2 separate regions of the Homo sapiens genome follow, and region 1 is linked to region 2. Evidence: chromatin loops called from intact Hi-C (ENCODE). Cell type or tissue: gastrocnemius medialis. All regions are shown on one strand.

Evidence for each region. Peaks named below come from ENCODE experiments on the same cell type or tissue, not always from the same donor. Only the 100,000 strongest peaks of a DNase experiment are listed, where the experiment ranks them.
Region 1: a loop joins it to region 2, with 8 times the contacts of the local background. A loop is called at or near these places in 8 of 110 quality-filtered maps.

What each region holds. Positions count from the first base shown.
Region 1 is chr15:42,063,113-42,071,112 of GRCh38, reverse strand. It overlaps PLA2G4D (phospholipase A2 group IVD), which reads left to right. Exons shown (of 20, transcript NM_178034.4): 18 at 230-396; 19 at 1,018-1,204; 20 at 2,172-4,104. The coding sequence ends at 2,398. Among named protein-coding and RNA genes, the nearest start is that of PLA2G4D, 27 kb to the left of the region's middle. In gastrocnemius medialis, a CTCF peak has its summit at 4,436 (motif pointing left); a DNase peak (open chromatin) is centred at 4,362.
Region 2 is chr15:42,646,551-42,654,550 of GRCh38, reverse strand. STARD9 (StAR related lipid transfer domain containing 9) reads right to left here. Exons shown (of 33, transcript NM_020759.3): 8 at 3,466-3,535; 9 at 1,959-2,031. Among named protein-coding and RNA genes, the nearest start is that of STARD9, 75 kb to the right of the region's middle. In gastrocnemius medialis, a CTCF peak has its summit at 3,896 (motif pointing right); a DNase peak (open chromatin) is centred at 3,990; H3K27ac peaks cover 219 bases.

The sequences.
Region 1 (8,000 bases), 580 kb after region 2:
TGGCCAGGGGTCCCTAGGTCACAAGGTTGGGCCTCTGGGTGGTGTGGCAGGGACTGGCTGAGGCCTAGGAGGTCAGCATCCACTTCTGGGGTGTGGCCTGGAGACGATCCCCTTGGAAGGTCCTGGGGAAGGGCTGGGTGGCATTTAAGGAGTGACCCAGAGGAGAGAAGGGGACATGGATGACCTGTGGCAGGGTGGTGGCCTCTGACCATCCTGCGATTCCCACCAGACTACCAGCTTGACTCCATGCCCAGCCAGCTGACCCCCAAGGAGCCCCGGCTCTGCCTGGTGGACGCCGCCTACTTCATCAACACCAGCTCTCCCTCCATGTTCCGGCCAGGCCGCAGGCTGGACCTCATCCTCTCCTTCGACTACTCCCTATCTGCGCCCTTCGAGGTACCCTGGTCACCCCAGGGGAACCCCTCTGCCCAGCCAGGCCAAGCTCCAGAGGCGAGCAGCAGGGCCACTGAGCCCCTGCCCCACACCGCCGGGGTCCCGAAGGGAAGGAGAGGTGTCAGGCCTTGATCTGCTGGCTCCTGCCAGGGTCCTTAGGTGGGAAGGCTGGGGTGGTGCAGGGGCCTTGGGCTCCCAGGACAGGTGAACAGGGAGGGACCTCCCCACACCTACTCCAAAGAACAGCTGGACGGAGCTGAGAGGAGACCCTAGCATCTCCATGTCCATCCCCCAGACCTCCCCTGAGACGCTGTGCCAATGTGGGTCTCCTCTCGGCTCTGGGATTTGAACAGTCCAGCAATAGCAATCCAGAATTGGGGTTTTGGGGGGCTGGGGGATGGGTCTGACCCCACCTAGAGCTTTTAACCAAACAACATTGCAGACCACCAGAGTCCTTGGACTCCCCCTGGGTCTCCCTCCGAGTCACTCTGCAGCTTGGCCCGACCACAAACAGGACAGAGCCAGGCTGTTGTCTTGACACTGAAGCAGCTGGTGTGGGCTGGAACTGGCCCAGCATTGACCTGGGCCGGGCTGGTTCTCTCCGGGCCACCTTCTCCCCACCAGGCACTGCAGCAGACGGAGCTGTACTGCCGGGCCCGGGGGCTGCCCTTCCCCCGGGTGGAACCCAGCCCTCAGGACCAGCACCAGCCAAGGGAATGCCACCTCTTCTCAGACCCCGCCTGCCCCGAGGCCCCGATCCTGCTGCACTTCCCGCTGGTCAATGCCTCCTTCAAGGACCACTCAGCCCCCGGTGAGGCAGCCCCTCCCAAGCACCCAGGCTGCCTGGCCCCTCAGAGGCCTGCCCTGGGCCCCCCGGCTGCCCAGCAGAGGGAAGGGAAATGAGTCTGCCAGGAGAAGGCTTCAGGCTAGGCCCATCCAGGCCCACTCAGGCCTTGGAGCCCACCCTGGCCTCCTTGCTGATGCCCACATCCCTGCAGGCCCTCTGTTTGCAGGGTCGCTATGCAGGGGTCCCCTTTGTCATGATGCCGGGCTCCTGCAGCCTTCCACTTGCCCTAGTACCCCCAGCTGCCCAGGGCTCCTCTGCTCTCCTGCTCTGTGGGGGACTCACTTGGCCTCTCCACCATCCTTCCCCAGCCCAGGCTGGGCCCCTTCTCAGGGAGCTGGGCCTCTCCTCAGGGGCTCCCGAAATTTAAACCCCCATCACATTCCTTCCTATCTTCTCTTCTCACCAACTGGTCAGAATTTTATTTCCTTCTGGTGGGAAAAACTCATTGCTGCCTTTGTGCGATATTCCCAGCTTTCCAGTTCCTACCATCATTCTAGATCTCCCAGCTTTCCTCTGAACATGCTCAGCCCACATCTGAGAATTCTAAAGAACCTTCATCTCTCAGCAAGTTCTCGCTGCCCCCTTGCTTCCACCGTGAGTTCTAAGAATCCATTCGCAAACCCAGTTGACTTCCCCCTTCTGGCTGTTTCCACCTTGCCTCGAAGCGATGTAGAGACATGTGGGGCTGCCTGAATAGCCTAAGGGGTGTCACGCCACAAGGCAATGAAATATGAAATTGTATTTTCTACCACCAAATAGTACCCATCCAAAGAGCACCCTGCCACCCACATTTACATTCCTGGGCAAAGGACACAGAGAGCTGGGAGGAAAGCAGGGGCCCCTCCAGCGGGGGCAGCCCTCCCTGTGCGCCGCTGCCAGGCTGTAGAAGCCCCGGCGTCCTGCTCCTGACACCCCTCCTACCCCTGGGCAGGTGTCCAGCGCAGCCCCGCAGAGCTCCAGGGTGGCCAAGTGGATCTCACCGGGGCCACCTGCCCCTACACCCTGTCCAACATGACCTACAAGGAGGAAGACTTCGAGCGCCTGCTGCGGCTCAGTGACTACAACGTGCAGACCAGCCAGGGTGCCATCCTGCAGGCCCTGAGGACCGCGCTGAAGCACCGGACTCTAGAGGCGAGGCCTCCAAGGGCACAGACCTGAGGTTGCTCAGAGGCTGCAGGACCCTCCAGGGCCTGCGGGCATAACCTGATCTGTAGCTGGGCTCAGCCACAGGCCTTCCTGGTTGGAGTTCTGGGCTCTCCCAGGCCTGGGTGGCCTCTGTAGCTGGTCTCACTGCCCAGAGGGAACTGCACACACAGACTTCTCTCTTACGTTCATGGCTGGCTTGAGATGAGTTGAAAATAACTTCGCCAGGCCAGTGTGTAGAACAGCTGGTCCAACCAGACAGACTTTCACACCACAATTACTTCCATGCCTGAGCAGGATAGATTTGAAGTGCAAGCCGGAGGCAGCAGATCAGGAGTAGGGACAGGAAGGACAGGGGATGCCTGACCTGACAGGTGGCTTCAGGCCTCGGGAATCACAAGACATCCTGAACACATTGCCTCCTCATCTTCTTCCTGCTCCTCCACCTCCTCCTCTCCTTGTCCTTCTCCTCTTTGTCCTCCTGCTTTCCGTATCCAAGTCTTGTACTTGTTTAAATTTATTCCTAAATATTTTATTCTTTTTGATAAGTGGAGTTACTTTCTTAATTTCATTTAGATTATTCATTGCTATTTTATAGAAATACAATGGATTTTTAAATGTTGATCTTGTATTCCGCAATCTTGCTGAAGTTGTTTACCGGCTCTAATACTTTTGCGGATTTCTTAGAATTTTCTGTAGACAGATCATGCCATCTCCAAATAGAGATGGTTTTACTTCTTCCTGTCTGATCTGAATGCCTTTTATTTATTTTTCCCAATTGCCCTGAGCAGTACAATGATGAACACACGTTTCAAGAGCAGACATCTTGTCTTGTTCCTGACTCTGACAAGAAAGCATAAGTCTCTCACCATTTAGTGTGATTTTAGCTGTGGGTTTTTCTTGGACATCCTTATCAGGTTGAGAAAGTTCTCTTTTATTTCTAGTTTATTGAGTGTTTTATGATGAAACGGTGTTAGGTTTTGTCAAGTGATTTTTCTGTGTCTATGGGCATGATCATGTGGTTTTGTCGTGTATTTTATTAATGTACTCTATTGCATTAATTGGTTTTTGGATATTAAACCAACTTTGCATTCCTGGGGCAGTTTCCATTTGATTATGGTATATAAACCTTTTTGTTTATTGCTGGCACATTTCTTTTTCTTTTTCTTTCTTTTTTTTTTTTTTTGAGACAGAATCTCATCACACTCTGTCACCCAGGCCAAGTTCAATGGTGCAATCTGGCTCACTGCATCCTCAACTTCCTGGGCTCAAGTGATCCTTCCACTTCAGCCTCCCAAGTAGCTGGGACTACAGGCATGTAACACCATACTTGGCTAAATTAAAAAAATGGTTTTTTGTAGAGATGAGGTCTCACCATGTTGCCCAGGCTGGTCTTGAACTCCTGAACTCAAGCAATCCTCCTGCCTCAGCCTCCCAAAGTGCTGGGATTACTGGTGTGAGCCACCACGGCCAGCTGCTAGCACATTTCTTACCTCCCTCATGCAAGGGTGCGTGTACACATACACACACACACACACCTGGCCCCAGGTGGGGGTTGTAGTGAGAGCTTCGGGACAGACCTTGGCTCAGGGACTGCCCTCATCTGATGTCCTCTCTCAGCTTCCTTCCCTGTGCCTCTTCTGCATTTGGCTTTATTTTGATTCTTCACTTTTTCCCTTTATCATGGACTCTTATTTTTTTAACAGTGATATGGGAATTGACTAGCTGTTGTGTTTTATTTTATGCTGGGCATTTTACATTATTCCCCTTAATTCTCACATTTGCCTAATGTGTTAGGTAGAATTACCGTCTCCTTGTTATCAGTGATGAAACTCAGGGTTGGGAAAGGAACAGAACAAAGCATCCTGTGACTCGTCTGCAGGTCCCTGGTGTCCGCCTGATGCACACAAACTTCACAGAGCACCTGTGTCAGGCAGGGTCACCGCGCCCCCGTGACGCAGCAGGACAGAATCAAGGCCACTCCATAAATATGCCTGAGCATGGACAAAAAATGAGGGCACTGTGAAACCATAAAAATGGCCAAACAGTGCCCTCTCCTGTTTCACGTGAGAGACTGCGGTTTCTCTACCAGGCTTTTCGTCCCTCCCGTTCTTCCACCTCCTGGATAAAAATTGTGAAGATCCTCAATTATAGACTCGCCCCACTCCCTGACAGCACCCAATCCACAGCAACACTTTGCTTCCTTGAACATTTCGTAATGTCACCCTACAAACGCCCAAATCCTTCAATAAGCACCCCCCCACCACACACACACACACACACACACACACACACACTTACTGAGACTGCACTGCCTCCTAGTATACAGTCTTCTTAGTGCAATGGGTACCAGTTAACTCAAATTTGTTTGGCTACTGGGCTGTTCCTGCTGGCCTCTGGCTGGTAGGCGTCCACAGGGATTAAGTAACTTGCTAACCTCAAAGGTGGCAAATCCAGGACTGGAGCTTCTGACAGCCACACCTCTCTGTGTCTTTGGGCACTGACTTTGTAACGTGCCCTATTCGTAGTTTAGAATTAACCTCACCAAAGAGAGGTCCAGTCTCTGCCCGTGGCTAGTGGGAGGTGACCTCTGGGTCCTGGAATGTCCTGTCTGACAGGAGTGTCTTTGTTTGCTGGGGGGCTTTGGAGACTAAAGGTCGGTCACACAGGCAGCATCTGATCAAGCCTCAGTAAAGTCTCTGGGCACCAAAGTCTCAGGTAGACTTTCCTGGTGGACAACACCCTGTGCGTATCCTCACACATTGCGGCCCAGAGGAGGCAATGCTGTCCAGAACCCCAAAGAGAGAGGACACCTCCCTGGAAGCTTGCAACTGGACCCCTCCCAGATTCTGCCCTAAGCCTCTCTTCCTTTGGCTGGTTTTAATTTGTATCTTTTCATGATCATAAAACTGTAATCATAAGGTTAGTGCTTTCCTGAGTTCTGTGAGTCACCCTAGAAAATTACTGAAGCTGAGGGTGGTTGTAAGCACCCCCAAATTTGCAGCCAGCTGGTCTGAAGTGAAGGTGGCCCTGGGGACTCTGAACTTGCGGCTGGTGGCTGAAGTTGGGGCAGTCTTGTGGGGACTGTTCCCTCGGACTGGACAGTTTGGTGACCTCTGCTGCAGAGGTCAGGCGTCCCAGAAGATGTGGTGGTCTGGAGGACTGTGCTCCCAACCTCAGGGTTTGGCCAACTGCCGGCACGGATGCTCTGGAGAGTGAGCCGGCATGGTAGAAAAAAAAAAAGACCCTTTCCATTTGGCGAACTTTCAATAAAGCCAGCCAGACAGCCAAGGAGAGTGGGCTGGGCTGAGGCTCAAAGCCACACCTGGCATGTGAGTGTGGATGTTTATCTGTCTCATATACCCGCCCCCCACTAGCTGCTGTCACCCCAGCCCCTGACTACCCAAACACCCGGAGGCCCTCTCAGCCCCACCCTGACCCGGGTGAGGACCGTGACTCCAGCAGCTGTCAGGCCCCCACACAAAGGCATCTATGTAAATCACACAGTGCTCTTCCTGCAGCCTGTGGGCCCTTCCTGGGGCCAGCTCAGAGACAGGAAGACAGCAGGCTGTCTGTCACCAGTCCCAGGACAAGGCTGGCGCTCTGCCCTCTGCTCACCACAGGCTGTGGCCGGGGGAAAGGCGAGCAAGATGAACTGAGAGATGCTCCCTTTTCCTCATCAAGTTGGATTTATCTCCACTATGCAAGAATGCTTTTATATTAGAAAATTTACAATTTTTAAAAACAATGTATAAACAAATGAGAACAACAATATAAAAGTAATTGCTTGATAAAATTCAACACAAACTCGGAAGTTATGAACAGCTCTTAATAAATTAGGGCATCTGCATAACCTGATGTAGGGTAACTGTACTGGTTCATTTTATGTGTCAAATTGGCTGCGCTACAGTGCCCAGAGATTTGGTTTAAAAGTATTCTAGGTGTTTCTGTGAAGGGAGGTGAGCGTTTAAATTGCTGGATTTGGGGCTGAATGCAGTGGCTCAAACCAGTAATCTCGGCACTTTGGGAGGCTGAGGGGAGAGGATCGCGTGAAGCCAGGAGTTCAAGACCAGAGTAGGCAATAAAGTGAGACCCTGTCTCTATAACAATAATAATAATTATAAATAAATTAGTGGATTTTGAGTAAAGTAGATTATCTTCCACCATGTGGGTTGGCCTCAACCAATCAGTTGAAGACCTTAATAGAACAAAAACGGACCTCCCCGCAGCAAGAAGGAATTCTGTTGGCAGAGTGCCATTGGACCCCAACTACAACTCCTCCCTCAGTCTCCAGCATGTCAACCTGCCCCATCAGACTCTGGACTCACCAAGCCTCCACCACGTTGAGCTAATTCCTTACAATACATGTCTTGGCTGGGTGCAGTGGCTCACGCCTATAATCCCAGTGCTTTGAGAGGCCAAGGTGGGTGGGTCACCTGAGGTCAGGAGTACAAGACCAGCCTGGCCAACATGGTGAAACCCTGTCTTTACTAAAAATACAAAAATTAGCCGGGCATGGTGGTGTGTGCCTGTAATCCCAGCTTGGGAGGCTGAGGCAGAAGAATTGCTTGAACCCGGGAGGTGGAGGTTGCAGTGAGCCGAGATTGCGCCATTGCACTCTAGCCTGGGTGACAACAGCAAAACTCCATTTCAAAAAACAAAAACAAAAACAAAATGTCTCTCTCTCGCTTCACTCACACACACACACACACACACACACACACACACACACTCTCTCTCTCTCTCTCTCTCTCTTTCTCGGTTCTGTTTCTCTGCAGAGCATTGACAAATACAGTATATATTTGATGAAAAAACAAAACCTGTCATCCTGAATAGTGAAGTGAAATCCTAGATTCATTTCCTTACAGCTAAGGAACAAGATCAGGATGCCCACTATCTCTGTTTCTTGACAATGGTTTTCTGGAGCTCAATCAGTTTCTGTGAGTCAGGAATTGAGGCATGACTTAACTGGCCATCTGCAATCAAGGTGTTGGCCAGGACTGACCTCGCCCCGAGGCTCAGCTGCGGAGGCATCTGTCTCCAGGCTCATGCATGTGGCTGCTGGCAGGGGTCAGCTCCTCGTGGGCCATGTGTCCCTAGGCCACCCTCCGTTCCTTGCCACATGGGCCTATCCACGGGGTGGTCACAATATGGCAGCTGGCTTCATTGATGTGAGCAAGCAAGAAGAACTCTGAGAGGAGGAAACAAAGGCCAAAATTCCGTAAGAGAGCAGGTTCAGGGGCTTAAGGAAGATGGAGATCCACAGAAGACTCTGAAGGCTGTGGCCTGAAAGGCCGGTGGTGGCGAGCATGATGAGGCGCTCTGGAGAGGCTCCCAGTATTGGCAGAGGGTGCGGTTTGAGGAGCTGTTGTCCTGTGTGCTACCTCTGAGAAGCCATGTTGTCAGCAAGAGGAATGAGCTCACAGAGGTGATCCCAGAAGTATGCACTCGACATTATAGTGGAAAGATCTGGAGGACTGGACAAGCTATGATGTTAAAGGGCACAGGAGTGGCAAGGAAGAGGGTGACAGGGCAGCCAGAGCCCACACAATCAGAGGTCAAGGTCAGATGGAATCTCAGGGACCTTTAGCTCTGCCATACTCATCAATGATGAAGA
Region 2 (8,000 bases):
TCTTTGGATAAGTCTTTAGGGTTTTCTAGGTATACAATCATGTTGTCAGCGAACAGCAACAGTTTGACTTCCTCTTTACTGATCTGGATGCCCTTTATTTCTTTCTCTTGTCTCATTACTCTAGCTAGGACTTATGGTTACTATTATTATGGTATATCTTTTTCCATCCTTTTACTTTCAACCTGTGTCTGTGATTCTAAGGTGTGTTTCTTATAGACAGCATGTAGTTGGGTCTTGCTTTTATGCAATCTGAAAATTTGTACCTTAGGCAATTCACACTTAATGTATTTAATAATTATTGATGTGCTCAGAACCATCCATGTCTGATTTTTCTTTTTTCTGTGTCTCATATCTCCTTTGTTCCTCTGTTCTTCCTCCACTGCCTTTAACTGTTAGGTATTTTTATTAATATGTACCATTTTAATTTCTGTTGTTTTTTCTGCCCAGAGGAGGCAGAAGAAATGTTGATTTTTAAAATTGTATTTTTGAGCTATTTTCTTAGTACTTGCTCTACAGATTACAATACATATCTTTATTTATGATCTACTTTAAAATAATACTAACTTAATTCCTGTAAAATATAGTAACTCTACTTAAATATATCTCCTTTCATTTCCCTTGTGCTGTTATTTTCATATATGACAATGTACAAAAATGCATTGTTACAATTGTGGTTTTATGTAATCTTATTCTTTTATTGACATTAGGAGAAGAAACGAGAAAGAATGTAGGTTTTTTTTATATTTACTCACACATTTATCATTCCCAGATATTTCACTGTCTCCTATAGATTTAAGATACTTTCTAATATCACTTTCTTTCAGCCTAGAAGATTTCATTTAGTTTTCTTGTCAGGTAAGTCTGCTGGCAATAAATTCTACTTTTTATTTTTCCAATCTGGGAATGTTCTTATTGCCAGTTTTTTATATTATCTCAGCCCCCTGACTTCTAAGGGTTCAATGCTTCTGATGAGAAGTCAGCCATTCATCACGTAATTGTTCTACTGTATAAGTCACTTTTCTCTAGCTGTTTTTAAGATTTTCTCTTTGTCTTTCAACAGTTTAACTATGATGTGTCTAGGTGTGGATCTCTTTGTGTTTATTTTACTTGGAGTCCTTTGAGCTTCTTAGATCTATAAATGATTTTCAACAAATTTAGGAAGTTTTTAGTCATCATTTTATTTTGGGTGTGGTACTTCTCACTTTGTTACATTCCTTTAATCTATTTTCAGACCACAGAAAGGATTTTGTCCAGCTTTATAGTTGCTTTTTGGGGATATGACTTGACCTCCTCAATCCATCACAATGGAAGTGAATCTTCTAATATTTCATTTTAATGCTTATTTTCTTTTCAACCTTTTGTTTTAAATGTCCATACTGATCACACCGATGTGAAAGCGTTTTAAAATGTTAAAAATAAATATAAGCAGAAGATATTTTGATTAGTCTTTATAAAATGCTTCTACCCATTCTAGGTGTATAGCTTAACGGATTGTGTGTAAATCCGGTTTACAATATTAGGTTCTATCAGAGGACCTATAAATATGAGAGTAGGAGGAAAGGAAAAGAAACAGGGCCGGGAACGATGGCTCCCATCTGTAATGCCAGCACTTAGGCAGGCCGAGCCAGGTGGATCATCTGAGGTCAGGAGTTTGAGACCAGTCTGGCCAACATGGTGAAACCCCGTCTTTACTAAAAATTAAAAAATAATTAGCCGGGCATGGTGGCGTCTCCTGTAATCCCAGCTATTTGGGAGGCTGAGGCAGGAGAATTGTTTGAGCCTGGGAGGCAGAGGTTCAGGTGAGCCGAGATCGCGCCACTGCACTCCAGTCTGGGCAACAGACTGAGACCCTGTCTCAAAAACCAACAAACAAAAAAAGAAATAGGAAGGAAGACAAGAAAGTGGTTTAAAGGTACAAGGAGAGGAAGAAATCTCACCAAACATAAGGAGTTACCAACCTGCGTGTAGTGGATCGTGAAAATGGCGTGGGATCTGCTGCTGGCCTCATGAACATGGGTGGCTGCTGTGATTCTGTGTATACAAGGAAAAACTGTTAGGACGAGGATTGTTTACACATGGTGGATTCTTAAGGATCCATACAGAATACAAGAAATGTTAGTGCTGAGGTTCACCGACAAGAATCATAAAACACACATATTTAGTCCAGTATCGTGAAGAGAATAGTCCAAAGAGGGCAGAAGCAGCACTCTAGGTGCTGATATCTGAGCATAAAACGGAGTGTAGCTTCATACTAAACTACACTGAAACTTTTTTTTTTTAAGCAATAGAAGCAAAAATTCAAGTGAAAAGGGAAATGAAGACTAGAGCGTCATCATCCTGGAAGAACATGCCCAAGATAGACCCATTTTATTTTATTCTTTCACTTTATTTTATTTTATTCTTGGAGTCATTTTAATAAGACAAGTGGATGTAGAAAGCTTGCTAGAGAAGATACCTCAAAGACAGAGAAGGTAAGTTTTGATTAAACACAGAATATTAATTCTACAGTGTCAGAAAGATCTTGGAAATGAGATCTTAAATCACATCAATATCATGCTTAAGCCAGGCGGAATTCACAGTCTCCCTTAGAAATCCATTACAGTGTTAACCCTTAAAGTCAGGAGAGGTTTTCCTTTATCTAAGAGCATCTCACTGAGCTCTGTTCTCAGAGGATCTGGAGAATTGAAGAAAAGGGCCAAAATCTAGAGGCTAGTCTCATGATTCAAGCCTGACACTGAAAAATCATGGAGCTCAGGGTACCCTGAAGACCAGAAGTAAGTGTCTCCAGGAGAGTTCCATGAAGCTCAGGAGAATGTTAAATTTAAATTTCTTCCTTTATGTTCAATTAACTTGGTCCTGCTATTAACAGGATAAATAGAAGGCTCTAAAGACCTTTTTACCCCAGAAAAAAAAAGCCTTTTTTAGGGACATTTACTAGTAATATTCTAGGTATTTCATAGTAACTTACAACATGAAATGTTATTACAATTTACAATAGCTTTTAGGGGAATCTACAGCACCTAGTTATTCATAGCAGATTCAAAACAGTCTTTTGAGGGGCTACCTTATAAGTATGCAAAACTAGAAAAAAATGTTTTTATGAACCTTTTACACTATATTCATCCTTATATCTATCAAACCTGAGGAGAGGACAATGCAGGTAAGAACCCTTTCTTCCAAATTTAGAAGCTCTAAACAAAATATAGAGTAACTTCCTTGGGCTTACTGCCTAATATTATTATGTCCAGAACAGATTCCAGCTTCATTACTAGTGAGAAGAGACTAAATCTTAGTCACCACCCCTTACCCTGTGAACACTATTGTTCTGGGAAGAGCCTCCTGGTTGTGAACATCTCTACACACAGAGACAATTTTAAGTGTCATTATACACTCCCCAAAGGGAAATGGGAACACAGGATAGGAGTGTGAGGATAAAAGAATGACAGAAACAAACAAACCTGTTACCTGTTTGCAATTCCCTCCTCCAAGAGTTGGATTACTTGCTTATAATTGGTAACTACATGTTGAGATAAACCTATCGGATTTGTGAAACGGAAAAAAGAAATTAAATGAGATTTTTGGTAAACTTTAACCTTTTCTTGTAAGTCTTTATCATTCCTATTTCATATTGTTTAATAGACAAAAATGAGGGAATCTGGCCAAATTCATTCAGATAATAAATTAAATCAAGAAATATTTATTGGAAACCTCTTGTCAGGTATATGATAGACTCTAGGAATATAGGTCTCTGTCCTCACAGAGATTATGGTCTATAAGTCATATAGACCATATGCTAACAACAACTATAATTCCTTACAGTTCTGCTATATAGGTTATAAGAACTGTTCTCATTTGGCCCTCACAAAGTCCCTGAGGTAGGCCAGTGTTGTTTTCCCCACAAGGTGGCAGACTCGGTTTGGCATACAAAATACACAGTACACTCATCTCTGTCCTCCCACAGTTTACAATCATGGTAAGTTACACTACACAAGACAATATGGCCAAGTGCCACAGGAGTTGGAAAGATGATACATGATGAGGAGATCAGAGGCGTGGTCAGGACAGGTTCCACAGAAGAAGTGAGACTTAAATTTAGCCACTATAGAATGGGGAGGCTTTAGATAGGTGAAGAGGAGCCTACGGGCATGAAAGTAAATCTTCATGGCTGGTTACTGACCAAGTCCCAAAGGCCTTCCCAACTGTTCCAGAGAATCTCTGTATGAGAGATTCAAAAACAAAGTAACTTCATGGGCTTATTGCTAAATACAATTACACCCAAAATAACAAAGTAACATAAATGAAACCAACAAAAATAATAGTCAATAGAAAGCAATCCAAGAAAGACCCAGATACTGAAGCTACCAGGCCGACTTAAAAGTAACCCTGAAGGCTGGGCACTGTGGTTCATGCCTGTAATCCCAGCACTTTGGGAGGCCGAGGCGGGCGGGCCTGAGGTCAGGAGTTTGAGACTAGCCTGGCGAACATGGAGAAACCCTGTCTCTGCTAAAAATGCAAAATTAGCTGGGTGTGTTGGTGCATGCCTGTAATCCCAGCTACTCGGGAGGCTGAGACAGGAGAATCCCTTGAACCTGGGAGGCGGAGGTTGTGGAGAGTCGAGATCGCGCCATTGCACTCCAGCCTCGGCAACAAGAGCGAAACTCCATCTCAAAAAAAAAAAAAAAAAAAAAGGCCAGGCTCGGTGCCTCATGCCTGTAATCCCAGTACTACTTTGGGAGCCCAAGGCAGGTAGATCATGAGGTCAGGAGTTCCAAGACCAGCCTGGCCAAGATGGTGAAACCCCACCTCGACTAAAAATACAAAAAATTAGCTGGACATGGTAGCGGGAGCCTATAGTCCAAGCTACTCAGGAGGCTGGGGCAGGAGAATCACTTGGACCTAGGAGGCAGAGGTTGCAGTGAGCTAAGATCTCACCATTGCACCCCAGCCTGGGCGATAAGAGCAAAACTTCGTTTCAAAAAAAAAAAAAAGTAACTCTGCTTAATATTTTCAAGGAGTTTAAAGACAAGATTGTAAACTTGGAAACTATAATGAAATAATAAAATGGATATCTGAGAAATAATACTGTAAGTGAAAATAAAAACTCAATATAAAGTTTAATAGCAGGTTAGACATAGCTGAAGAAAGAATGAGTGAGCAGGAAGATAGATCAGAAACATACTCAAAATTTAGCACAGAGAGACAAAAGATTAAAAATATGGAGGGAGCCGGGTGCAGTGGCTCACGCCTGTAATCCCAACACTTTGGGAGGCTGAGGCGGGTGGATCATGAGGTCAGGAGTTCAAGACCAGCCTGACCAACGTGGTAAAACCCCGTCTCTCATGAAAATACAAAAATCAGCCGGCTGTGGTGGTGCGCGACTGTAATCCCAGCTACTCGGGAGGCTAAGGCAAGAGAATCGCTTGAACCCAGGAGGTGGAGGTTGCAGTGAGCTGAGATTGCGCCATTGCACTCCAGCCTGGGCAACACAGCGAGGCTCCATCTCAAAGAAAAAAAAATGGAGGCTAGGTGTGCACACCTGTAATCTCAGCTACTTGGGAGGCTGAGGCAGGAGGATCCCTTGAGCCCAGGAGTCCAAAACCAGTCTGGGCAACATTAGCAAGACTTCATGTCTAATAAATAAATTAATTAATTAAATATAGAAGAAATGGTAAGACTCACAGAGTATACAGGCAATAGGCCTTAACATACCTGTAATTAGAGTCCCAAAAGAAGAGGAAAGAATGGGATAGAAGGATTATTATAAGAGGTAATGGTAGTGGAGGGAAGGGGGGAAAAAAGGGAAAGGTAATGGCTAAGAACTTTCCAAAACTGATAAGAAGATACAAAAGCACAATTCAAGAATCCCAGCATGATTTTTTAAAAACCTAAATCTACCCATAAGTAGACCATAATAAACTGTTCAAAGACAAAAGTAAAAATATTGAAAAAATTAGACTAGGAGATGACTTCTCAGCAAAAACAGTGGAAAGCAGAAGAGAATGGTATAATTTTTAATGACTAAAAGAAAATAACCATCAATTTAAAATTCTGTACTCAGTGAACTTTACCTTCAAGAACAAGAAAAGCAGGCTGGGTATGGGGGCTCATGCCTGTAATCCCAGCACTTTGGGAGGCCGAGGCCAGTGGATTACTTTCGGTCAGGAGTTCAAGATCAGCCTGGCCAACATGGTGAAACCCCATCTCTACTAAGAGTACAAAAATTAGCTGGGCACGGTAGCATGTGCCTGTAATCCCAGCTACTCGGGAAGCTGAGGCAGGAGAATTGCTCAAACCCAGGAGGCGGAGGTTGCAGTGAGCCGAGATCGCGCCACTGCACTCTAACCTGGGTGACAGAGCAAGACTCCATCTCAAACAAACAAACAAAAAGCCAAAAGAGAACTTGTCAATAGCAGATCCACACTAGAGGGAAAACAAGATTATTCTTGAAGTAGAAGGCACTCAGAGATAAAAGGTAGGATATTCTTTAAAAATTAAGAGCCCTAAAAATGGCATTTAAGTCAAGAAGGGACAAACTGAGTTCAAGTCTTATAAGGTCCAAAAGGTTTATTGTCTGGGAAGAAGCAGAACAACCAGTAAATATTAGACTTTGATAAATCAATGGTCTATGTTGTAATCTCTGGAGTAACCACCAAAATAGTAAGACAATGTGTAAATAATAAGCTAGTGGAGAAGGAATATGGAATAATTTTTTAAAGTTATCAAACCAAAAGACAAAGTAACGAAAAAGGAACATAAAACAGGAAAAGTAAAGAGAAAACACAAAATAACAGATTTAAACCCAAATAAAATCAGTGATTACATTAAATACAAGCAGACCACAATACCAAATTAAAAGACCAAAACTGTGATGAAACAAAGGTAAAACAAAGCAAAAGGAAAATTTTTTAAAATAAAAAACACATCTGAAACATACATAGAAAACTGAAAGTAAAAGTAGAAAAGAAGATAAAAATACAAACAATAACACAAAGAAAGCTAGTTTCGTTAATGCCTGACAAAGTAGACTTTAAAGTAAAAGCATTATTAGAGATAAAGAAAAATCCTTCACAATGAAAAAAGTGTTCAATGAACCAGGAAGTTTTAACAATTCTAATTTTGTATGCATGTAATAATAAAGCCTCAAAATATATAAAACAAAAATTGGCAGAATTAAAAGGAGAAAAAGGCATCCATACTCATAGTAGGAAAGTTTAACTTGCATTTCTTAGTATCTGTTAAAACAAGTGGAAAAATAAAATCAATAGGGGTACAGAAGATTTGAACAAGTATCAAACCTGATAAATAGTAATATATAAACACTATGCCCAACAATTGTATAATACATATTCTCTTCAAGCATACATGGAAAATTTACAAAAACTGGCCAATGTGCTAGGCTACAAATCAAACTGTGCTATACATATTTGAAGCTTTTTCATTATTATTATATCTGTTATGATGATCTGTGACCAGTAATCTTTGATGTTACTATTATAATTGTGTTGGTACACCAAGAATCGTATAGAAAAGCGAACTTAATTGATAAATGTATATGTTCTGACTGCTCCACCAGCCAACCTTTCCCCTACCTTTCTCCCTCTACTCAGGCCTCCCTATTCCCTGAGACACAACAATATTGAAATGAGGCCAATAACCCTACAATGGCCTTTAAGTGTCCAAGTGAAAGAGTCTCTCATTTTAAATCAAAAGCTAGAAACGCTGAAGTTTAGCAAGGAAGGCATGTCGAAAGCCAAGAAAGGCTGAAAGCTAGGCCTCTTGCGCCCAACAGTTGGCCAGGCTGTGAATGCAAAGGAAAAGTTCTTGAAGGAAATTAAAAGTGCTACTCCGTGAACACATGAACGATAAGAAAACAAAACAGCCTTCTTGCTGATATGAAGAAAGTTTTTACAGTATGGTTAGAAGATCAAACCATCACAACATTCTCCTAAGCCAGAGACTAATCCAGAGCAAAGCCCTGATTCCCTTCAATGCTATGAAGG